Regions from separate parts of the Homo sapiens genome. Here region 2 is linked to region 1. Evidence: read pairs that join two places in POLR2A ChIA-PET (ENCODE). Cell type or tissue: PC-3. All regions are shown on one strand. Each heading gives the region's core, and the rest is flanking DNA. Links, peaks and the distances in the headings are about the cores only.

The links. ChIA-PET counts read pairs that join two places held together with the same protein. Peaks named below come from ENCODE experiments on the same cell type or tissue, not always from the same donor. Only the 100,000 strongest peaks of a DNase experiment are listed, where the experiment ranks them.
Region 2: POLR2A ChIA-PET joins it to region 1 with 5 read pairs; 2 of 35 experiments call an interaction of 5 or more read pairs at or near these places.

What each region holds. Positions count from the first base shown.
Region 1 is chr10:63,690,492-63,694,883 of GRCh38, forward strand. All of the region lies in intron 2 of LOC107984238 (a long non-coding RNA gene), which reads right to left. Among named protein-coding and RNA genes, the nearest start is that of REEP3, 170 kb to the left of the region's middle. In PC-3, for the core only: no CTCF peak of the experiment used is centred there; no DNase peak of the experiment used is centred there.
Region 2 is chr10:63,137,582-63,141,973 of GRCh38, forward strand. The region is part of intron 1 of NRBF2 (nuclear receptor binding factor 2); the gene reads left to right. Among named protein-coding and RNA genes, the nearest start is that of NRBF2, 6.4 kb to the left of the region's middle. In PC-3, for the core only: no CTCF peak of the experiment used is centred there; a DNase peak (open chromatin) is centred at 2,700.

The DNA of each region.
Region 1 (4,392 bases), core at 145-4,144:
ATGTAGGATCTTTGGCTATGAAATGAAAGTGTTACACCTAGGACTCTGAAACAGTCCGTGACTTTTATTTTATTTTATTTTATTTTTACAGAGGACTAATATATGGGAATGTTTATCCCAGTATTATTCATAGCGGTGGTAGGGGTGCTGGTGGTGGAAGTAGCCTAGTGAACCATACCAGGAGAATGGCTAGGTAATTTGTGTTGGATGGTTACCATGGGGTGTCATTCAACTATTAGAAGCACCAAACTGGATGCACATATTGCAAAGTAGACAGATCTTAAAAACATATGATATAGTGAAAGAAATAGGAACAATTGGTTCTATGGTACAATGTCATTAACATAAATTTAGAACATGCATTTTAACACAAAGTAACAGTATGCACTTCACAAGGATAACTGGTTATTTAAATACATATATCAAAGACATCAAGTGCTACAGTTGGGGCTGGAGATAAAGGAAGAAAGGGGATGGTGATGAAAAGAAGGACCTTGCATGAACCAATAAATATAGGGTGCCATAAAATAAAAGATATGATTAATTCCATCCTGTGCACTTGAGGTTAAAATTTCTTTCTTTCTTTCTTTTTCCTTCCTTCCTTCCTTCCTTCCTTCCTTCCTTCCTTCCTTCCTTCCTTCCTTTCTTTCTTTCGACTGAGTCTCACTCTGTCACCAGGCTGGAGTGCAGTGGGGCAATCTCGGCTCACTGAAACCTCCACCTCCCAGGTTCAAGCAATTCTCCTGCCTCAGCCTCCTGAGTAGCTGGGACTACAGGCATGTGCCACCATGCCCAGCTAATTTTTGTATTTTTAGTAGAAACAGGGTTTCACCATGTTGGCCAGGATGGTCTCGATCTCTTGACCTCATGATCCGCCTGCCTGGGCCTCCCAAAGTGCTGGAATTACAGGTGTGAGCCACTGCACCTGGCCCGAGGTTAAAATTTCAAAGTTGCTTGATCACTCAAGAATGACCATGGGCCAGGCGTGGTGGTGTATGCCTGTAATCAAAGCACTTTGGGAGGTTGAGGCAGGCGAATCACTTGAATCCAGGAGTTCAAGACCAGTCTGGGCAATGTGTCCAAACTGTCTCTACAAAAAATACAAAAATTAGCCAGGTGTGGTGGCACGAGTGCCTGTAGTCCCAGCTACTTGGGAGGCTGAGGTAGGAGGATCTCTTGAGCCTGGGAGATCGAGGCTGCAGTGAGCTGTGATTGTGACACTGTACTTCAGCCTGGGTGACAGAGCGAGAACCTGTCTCAAAAAAAAAAATGGCTATGATTTTGTATTGAGTCAAAATGAAAAATGTAGACTGAGAATAGTATGAAATATAAACCAAGAAATATATCAAGTATAAAACAATTTTTAAAAATTGATACAATAAGAGGAGGCAGATTTCATATCACTTCAACATTACTGATAAAATGGCTGGGCACAGTGGCTCACGCCTGTAATCCCAGCACTTTGGGAGGCTGAGGTGGGCAGATTGCTTGAGGCCAGGAGTTCAAGACCAACCTGGTAAACATGGTGAAACCCCGTCTCTACTAAAAATACAAAAATTAGCCAGGCTGTGGTGGCATATGCCTGTAATCCCAGCTACTTGGGAGGCTGAGGCATGAGAATCGCTTGAACCCAGGAGGTGGAGGTTGCAGCGAGTGGAGATTGCACCACTGCACTCCAGCCTGGGCGACAGAGCGAGACTCCATCTCAAAAAAAAATAAGAATAAAAATAAAATAAAAATTACTGATAAAATAAAGAGACATAAATTTAAGGAAGCAATTAGAACATATGTGTTAGAACCAGTTCCTCAATTCATATGTGTGAACATGGGTCACATTTGAGTCTTGAAGAGCTTACAGGAAATCCACATGTGATAATAATGAAAGGTTAAATGTTCTCAGCATTGAACACTCACTAGCTTCATCATTTCTGTAGTCTTTCCTTCCTCCAGCCAGATTATTTTTGGCTTTACTTTCTCTGGCCAGGACTGGGCTTCCTCTTCCTTTGGCTGTTGTCTTGGCTGCACATTATTGATATTTCTTTTAAAGAAGTAAATAATTCCTTCTTTGGCCACACACAATATAAACTCAATCTCTCTCTCCCTCTCTCTCTTTCTCTCTCTCTCTCCCTCTCTTTCTATCTCTCTCTCCCTCTCTCTTACACACACACACACACGCACACACACACACACACAGAGAGCTACTCCTAAAACTTCAAATAAAGCCAACCCTACAATTAGTGGTTTAGGAATGAAATTTCATACAGGGGTAAAAAGGGTGGTGTAAATCTGATGATATGAACAAAATGTTCCAGAGAATTTCAAGTAGTTATTTACTCCATAAATAAAGAGATGGCAAGAGCCGAACTTTTTTCATATTCTTTATCAATTCTCTACTTCCATAGCCCAAATCTAAGCATTTAAATTATATTACTATATAGGGTGGATTTAATATTTTATCTGATAATCATAAATCTCATTACAAGGAAGGGATTGAGTTTTAAGCAACTTTTTCTGTGACTACAACTTAATTATTTTTCTTCTTTGGTTGTGAGATTTTTGCCTTGATGTTTAGAGACTGAAAAGATACCTGAAAATGTGGAAGCAACTTTGGAACTGGGTAACAGGCAGAGGTTGCAACAGTTTGGAGGGCTCAGAAGAAGATAGGAAAGTGTGGGAAAGTTTGGAACTTCTTAGAGACTTGTTGAATGGCTTGCCCAAAATGCTGATAGTGATAAGGACAATAAAGTCCAGGCTGAAGTGACTCAGATGGAGATGAGGAACTTGTCGGGAACTGGAGCAAAGGTGCCTCTTGTTATGTTTTAGCAGAGAGACTGGTGGCATTTTGCCCCTGCCCTAGAGATCTACAGAACTTTGAACTTGAGAGAGATGATTTAGGGTATCTAGTGGAAGAAATTTCTAAGCAGCAAAGCATTCAAGATATGACTTGGGTGCTGTTAAAGGCATTCAGTTTTATAAGGGAAGCAGAACATAAAAGTTCAGAAAATTTGCAGCCAGACAATTCAATAGAAAAGAAAATCCCATTTTCTGAGGCAATATTTAAGCCAGCTGCAGAAATTTGCATAAGTAATGAGGAGGTGAATGTTAATCCCCAAGACAATGGGGAAAATGTATCCAGGCTATGTCAGAGGTCTTCATGACAGCCCCTCCCATCACAGGCCCAGAGGCCTAGGAGGAAAAAGTTATTTTGTGGGCCAGGCCCAGAGTCCCCATGCTGTATGCAGCCTAGGGACTTGGTGCTCTGCATCCCAGCCACTCCAGCCATGGCTGAAAGGGGCCAATGTAGAGCTCAAGCCATGGCTTCAGAGGGTGCAAGCCTCAAGCCTTGGCAGCTTCCACATGATGTTGGGCCTGCCAGTGCACAGAAGTCAAGAATTAGGGTTTGGGAACCTCTGCCTAGATTTCAGAGGATGTGTGGAAACACCTCGATGTCCAGGAAGAAGTTTGCTGAAGAGGCAGGGCCCTCATGGAGAACCTCTGCTAGGGCAGTGCAGAAGAGAAATGTGGGGTTGGAGCCAACACAGAGTCCCTCCTGGGGCACTGCCTAGTGGAGCTGTAAGAAGAGGACCACTGTCCTCCAGACCCTAGAATAGTAGATCCACTGACAGCTTGCACCATGTGTCTGGAAAAGCCACAGACACTCAGTGCCAACCCATGAAAGCAGCCGGGAGGGAGGCTGTACTCTGCAAAGCCACAAGGGCAGAGCTGCACAAGGCCATGGGAACCCACCTCTTGCATCAGCATGACCTGGATGTGAGACATGGAGTCAAGGGAGATCATTTTGGAGCTTTAAGATTTGACTGCCCCGCCGGATTTTGGACTTGCGTGGGCCCTGTAGCCTTTTTGTTTTGGCCAATTTCTCCCAGTTGGAATAGCTGTATTTACCCAATGCCTGTACCCCCATTGTATCTAGGAAGTAACTAACTTGCTTTTGATTTTACAGACTCATAGGCGGAAGGGACTTGCCTTGTCTCAGATGAGACATTGGACTGTGGACTCTTGAGTTAATGCTGAAATGAGTTAAGACTTTGGGGGACTGTGGGGAAGGCATGATTAGTTTTGAAATGTAAGGATATGAGATTTGGGAGGGGCCAGGGATGGAATAATATGGTTTGACTCTGTCCCCACCCAAATCTCATCTTGAATTGTAACTCCCACAATTCCCACATGTCATGGGAGGAACCCAGTGGGAGGTGATTGAATTTTGGGGGTGAGTCTTTCTTGTGCTGTTATCATGGTAGTGAATGAGTCTCACAAGATCTGATGGTTTTAAAAATGGGAGTTTCCCTGCACAAGCTCTCTTTTTGCCTGCTGCCACCCACTTAACATGTGACTTGCTCCTTCTTGCCTTCTGCCATGATTGTGAGGCTTACC
Region 2 (4,392 bases), core at 311-4,310, 550 kb before region 1:
GCTTCCCTCCAGAGTGGTCAGTTCTCACATCACATGAGGTAGTTAATGAAGCCTCTTACTTTCCAGCTTCTGTAAGAAAAGTAGTCAGATATCATGGTCCAAGGAATGGCCTTATGCATACCTGGAGTCCTTATACCTATCCCATTTTAATTATATTGGCTTTAAAATCTTCAAGGTAAAAAGAGGCAATTTGAACCCCTTCTTTGTTGCCCTGAAAAATTCCAAGGAAAATTTCTTTGTCACAAGCTGAGCTAGGCATAATGAAAGCACTCTGGAAAAAGGAGGTAGAGAGTACTAAGAGATATCCAGCAATTATTGCTAAGTGGTAGGATTGGCATCGGGCACGTTATGTATATTTTTTATCTTTTCCTCTTAATAGCTAAATATGAGATATTCCCCCTATTTTAAAGATGAAGACTTTGAAATGCAGGGTAAGTGGTGATAGTAGGATATGAAGGCAAGATTGGGCTGGGCACAGTGGCTCATGCCTGTAATCCCAGCACTTTGGGAGACTGAGGTGGGTAGGTCACCGAGACCAGCCTGGCCAACAAGATGAAACCCTGTCTGTACTAAAAACAAAAATTAGCCAGGTGTGGTGGTGGGTGCCTGTAATCCCAGCTACTTGGGAGGCTGAGGCAGGAGAATCGCTTGAATCCAGGAGGTGGAGGTTGCAGTGAGCCAAGGTCACGCCCTTGCACTCCAGCCTGGGTGACAGAGTGAAACTCCGTATCAAAAAACAAAACAAAACAAAAATTAGCCAGGTGTGGTGGCACATGCCTATAATCCCAGCTACTTGGGAAGCTGAGACAGGAGAATCGCTTGAACCTGGGAGGTGAAGATAGTGGTAAGCCAAGCTCACGCCACTGCACTGCAGCCTGAGCGACTGAGCGAGACCTTGTCGCAAAAAAAAAAAAAAAAATTGGGAGGCCAAGGCGGGCAGATCACGAGGTCAGGAGATCGAGACCATTCTAGCTAACACGGTGAAACCCCGTCTCTACTAAAAATACAAAAAATTAGCCAGGTGCAGTGGCGGGCGCCTGTAGTCCCAGGTACTCGGGAGGCTGAGGCAGGAGAATGGCCTGAACCCGGGAGGCAGAGCTTGCAGTGAGCCAAGATCGCACCACTGCACTCCAGCCTGGGCGACAGAGCGAGACTCTGTCTCAAAAAAAAAAAAAAAGTCTTTCCTGGAATTCTCCAACACTTGAGCGCTTATCTTCAGTATAATTGCGTTATATTACTTAGTCAATTCAGTGCTTATTGATTTGAGATAACTGTTTGCTACTTGTTTGTAGGAGACGCACATTGATTGGGAAAGGGGGAGTGAGTGAGGTTTCTCTTTCAACTGAAGACCCTACCATAAGGTCAGGTGTATGTTAGATTTTCCTCTGCTGCCTTTTCAGTGCTGTGTTCATATGGTGTTCCTTTTCTTTTTTTCTTTTTCGTTTTGAGACAGAGTATCACTCTGTTGCCCAGGCTGGAGTGCAATGGCGTAATCTCAGCTCACCACAACCTCCGCCTCCGGGGTTCAAGCGATTCTCCTGCCTCAGCCTTCCTTGTAGCTGGGACCACAGGCGCGTGCCATCATGCCTGGCTAATTTTTGTATTTTTAGCGTAGATGGGGTTTCTCCACGTTGGTCTGGCTGGTCTCGAACTCTTGCCCTCGTGATCTGCCCACCTTGGCCTCCCAAACCAAAGTGCCTGGATTACAGGCGTGAGCCACCACGCCTGGCCTGGTGTTCCTTTTCTTTTCATCTTTACTTAACAGCTTTCCCCAAGGACACAGAAAAAAATAATAGAAAGTAATACTGTTTTCTTTTGGGAAAGAGGGTAGTATTGAACATGTATTTTTGAAGCAGTTAGCATGTGGAAGTAAAAGGTACTTGTCAGTGATGGCAGTCACTTAGTAACCTAGTTGTTGTAGTTAGGATTTTTGTTGGTTGTAGTTGATGAAAACCCACTTGAAATTAGCTTAAGCCAAAAGAGATAATTTACTGGACTCCAAAGAAAGGTGCAGGAAGGGCAGGGGTATAATGTAGCTTGGTTTATGACCGTATAGAGCCTGTCAGTCCGACTTAATCAGACTCTCCCTCTCTTTTTTTGCCTTTTCAGGCTTGTCTGCTTCACTCCTCCTTTCTGCAGACCTATATTTCCACCTGGCTAGCCTCTGAATGTCACATTAATTAGACTTTCTTCATATTGTCTGCTCCTAAGTTTGAAAATCTGGAGAAGGGATTCTTTAGGTATCCAGACGACAAGGTAATACAACAATGTGGGCCTGGTATGGTAGCTCACACCTGTAATCCTAGCACTTTGAGAGGCCGAGGCAGGTGGACTGCTTGAGCCCGGGAGTTCAAGACCAGCCTAGGCAACATAGTGAAAACCGGTCTCTACCAAAAGAAAAAAAAAAATAGCTGAGCATGGTGGCACATGTCTGTGGTTCCAGCTACTTGAGAGGCTGAGATAGGAGGATCACTTGAGCCCAGGAGGTTGTGGCTGCAGTGAGCCGTTATCATGCCACTGCATTCCAGCCTCTGGGTGACAGAATGAGACCCCATCTCAAAAAAAACAGCAAGGAAATCATAAGGAAGAGAAAATATAGTTCTATACTATAGTTATCAATACCATAAGTTTATGTCAGCTGTTTACAAAACGAATCATCTGTCAGAAATGATGGGCAACCACAGCTGTAGACCTCAATCTAACGTAACCCATCAAGCAATTAAAAAAGAATGTGGGAAGTCCCACAGAATCATATGGATTGCCTAGGAAGTACACAGAGGTGGGACTGCTTTATTGTGAATTTCTTTGAATTACCAGAGAAACATGTTTATGGACTTACTACCCTTTTCTTTTTGAGACAGTATCTTCCTCTGTCCCACAGACTAGAGTGCAGTGGCGTAATCACGGCTCACCGTAGCCTCAACCTCCTGAGCTTCTGATCCTCCTACCAGTCCCTCCTGTAGCTGGGACTACAGGTGTGCACCACTACACCCAGCTAATTTTTCTATTTTTTGTAGAGATGGGGTCTCACTATGTTGCCTATGCTGGTCTCAAGCAGCCCTCCCACCTCGGCCTCACAGAGCGCTGGGATTATAGGCATGAACCTCCGTGCCCAGCCTATTACTTTTTTTTTTTTTGAGATGGAGTCTCACTCTGTCACCCAGGCTGGAGTGCAGTGGCGCAATCTCGGCTCACCACAACCTCTGCCTCCCAGGTTCAAGCGATTCTCCTGCCTCAGCCTCCCGAGTAGCTGGGACTACAGGTGGGCGCCACCATGTCTGGCTAATTTTTGTATTTTTTGTAGACATGAAGTTTCACTATGTTGGCCAGGCTGGTCTCAAACTCCTGACCTCGTGATCTGCCTGCCTCGGCCTCCCAAAGTGCTGGGATTATAGACGTGAGCCTCCGCTCCTGGCCTCAGCCTAGTGCTTTTAATGGCTGTGATTCTACCAAGAACAGTATTTAAAGAGAGACTAGTTTTAATATGTGTAAACTGTAAAAGTTGTTTTAAAAATGAGAAGCACCACCAAGATAGGTTTTCTGTAAAATCTTCAGTTTATAAAAAATGCAATTTAGCTGGGCATGGTGGCTCATGCCTATAATTCCAGCACTTTGGGTGAGTGAGGGAGGAAGATTGCTTGAGCCCAGGAGTTTGAGACCAGCCTGGGCAAGATATCAAGACCCCACCTCTACAAAAAATAAAAGTTAGCTGGATGTGGTGCCGTGTGACTGTATTTCCAGCTACTCAGGAGGCTGAGGTGGCAGGATTGCTGGAGCCCAGGATATTGAGGCTGCAGTGAGCTATGATTGCACCACTCCACTCCAGCCTGGGCAACAGAGCAAAACCCTGTCTCAAAAGTAATTAAGATGAAAATTTTTTTAAAATGCAATTCAGTCTAGACCCAACTATATTGTCAACTTCTTGATGGCAGGTACTTCCATCACTTCTATTGTCTTTTGTAGTACTTAACGAGGGCTATATCGAGTATGTACCAGTACCAGGCACCATTCTAAGCACTGTGATGTTTCAACTAGTTTAATTTTCACAAACTCTTTTGTTTTTGGTGCCATCAAATTTACATAAGCAGACAATAACTTTCATTTTAGAGATGAGAAAACTGAGGCAGATAATTGGGAAAGCCGGGCTTATGTGTCTCATATGTGGTCAAACTGAGATTTGAACGTTGGCAGTCGAGCTCTATAACGAGTTTGCTGTGTGTCTGATAAGAACATAGTAGGAAATGTACTTAAAATACGAAATTTGATTGCTCTGGTGCCAAATAACCTAGAGGAGATGGTGTGTTTTTGTTGAGCTCAGTAATAATCTGAAACTATAATGAGATTTAACTCCTAAATTGGCAGACTGGTTAGAGATTGGACTCTACATGGGGA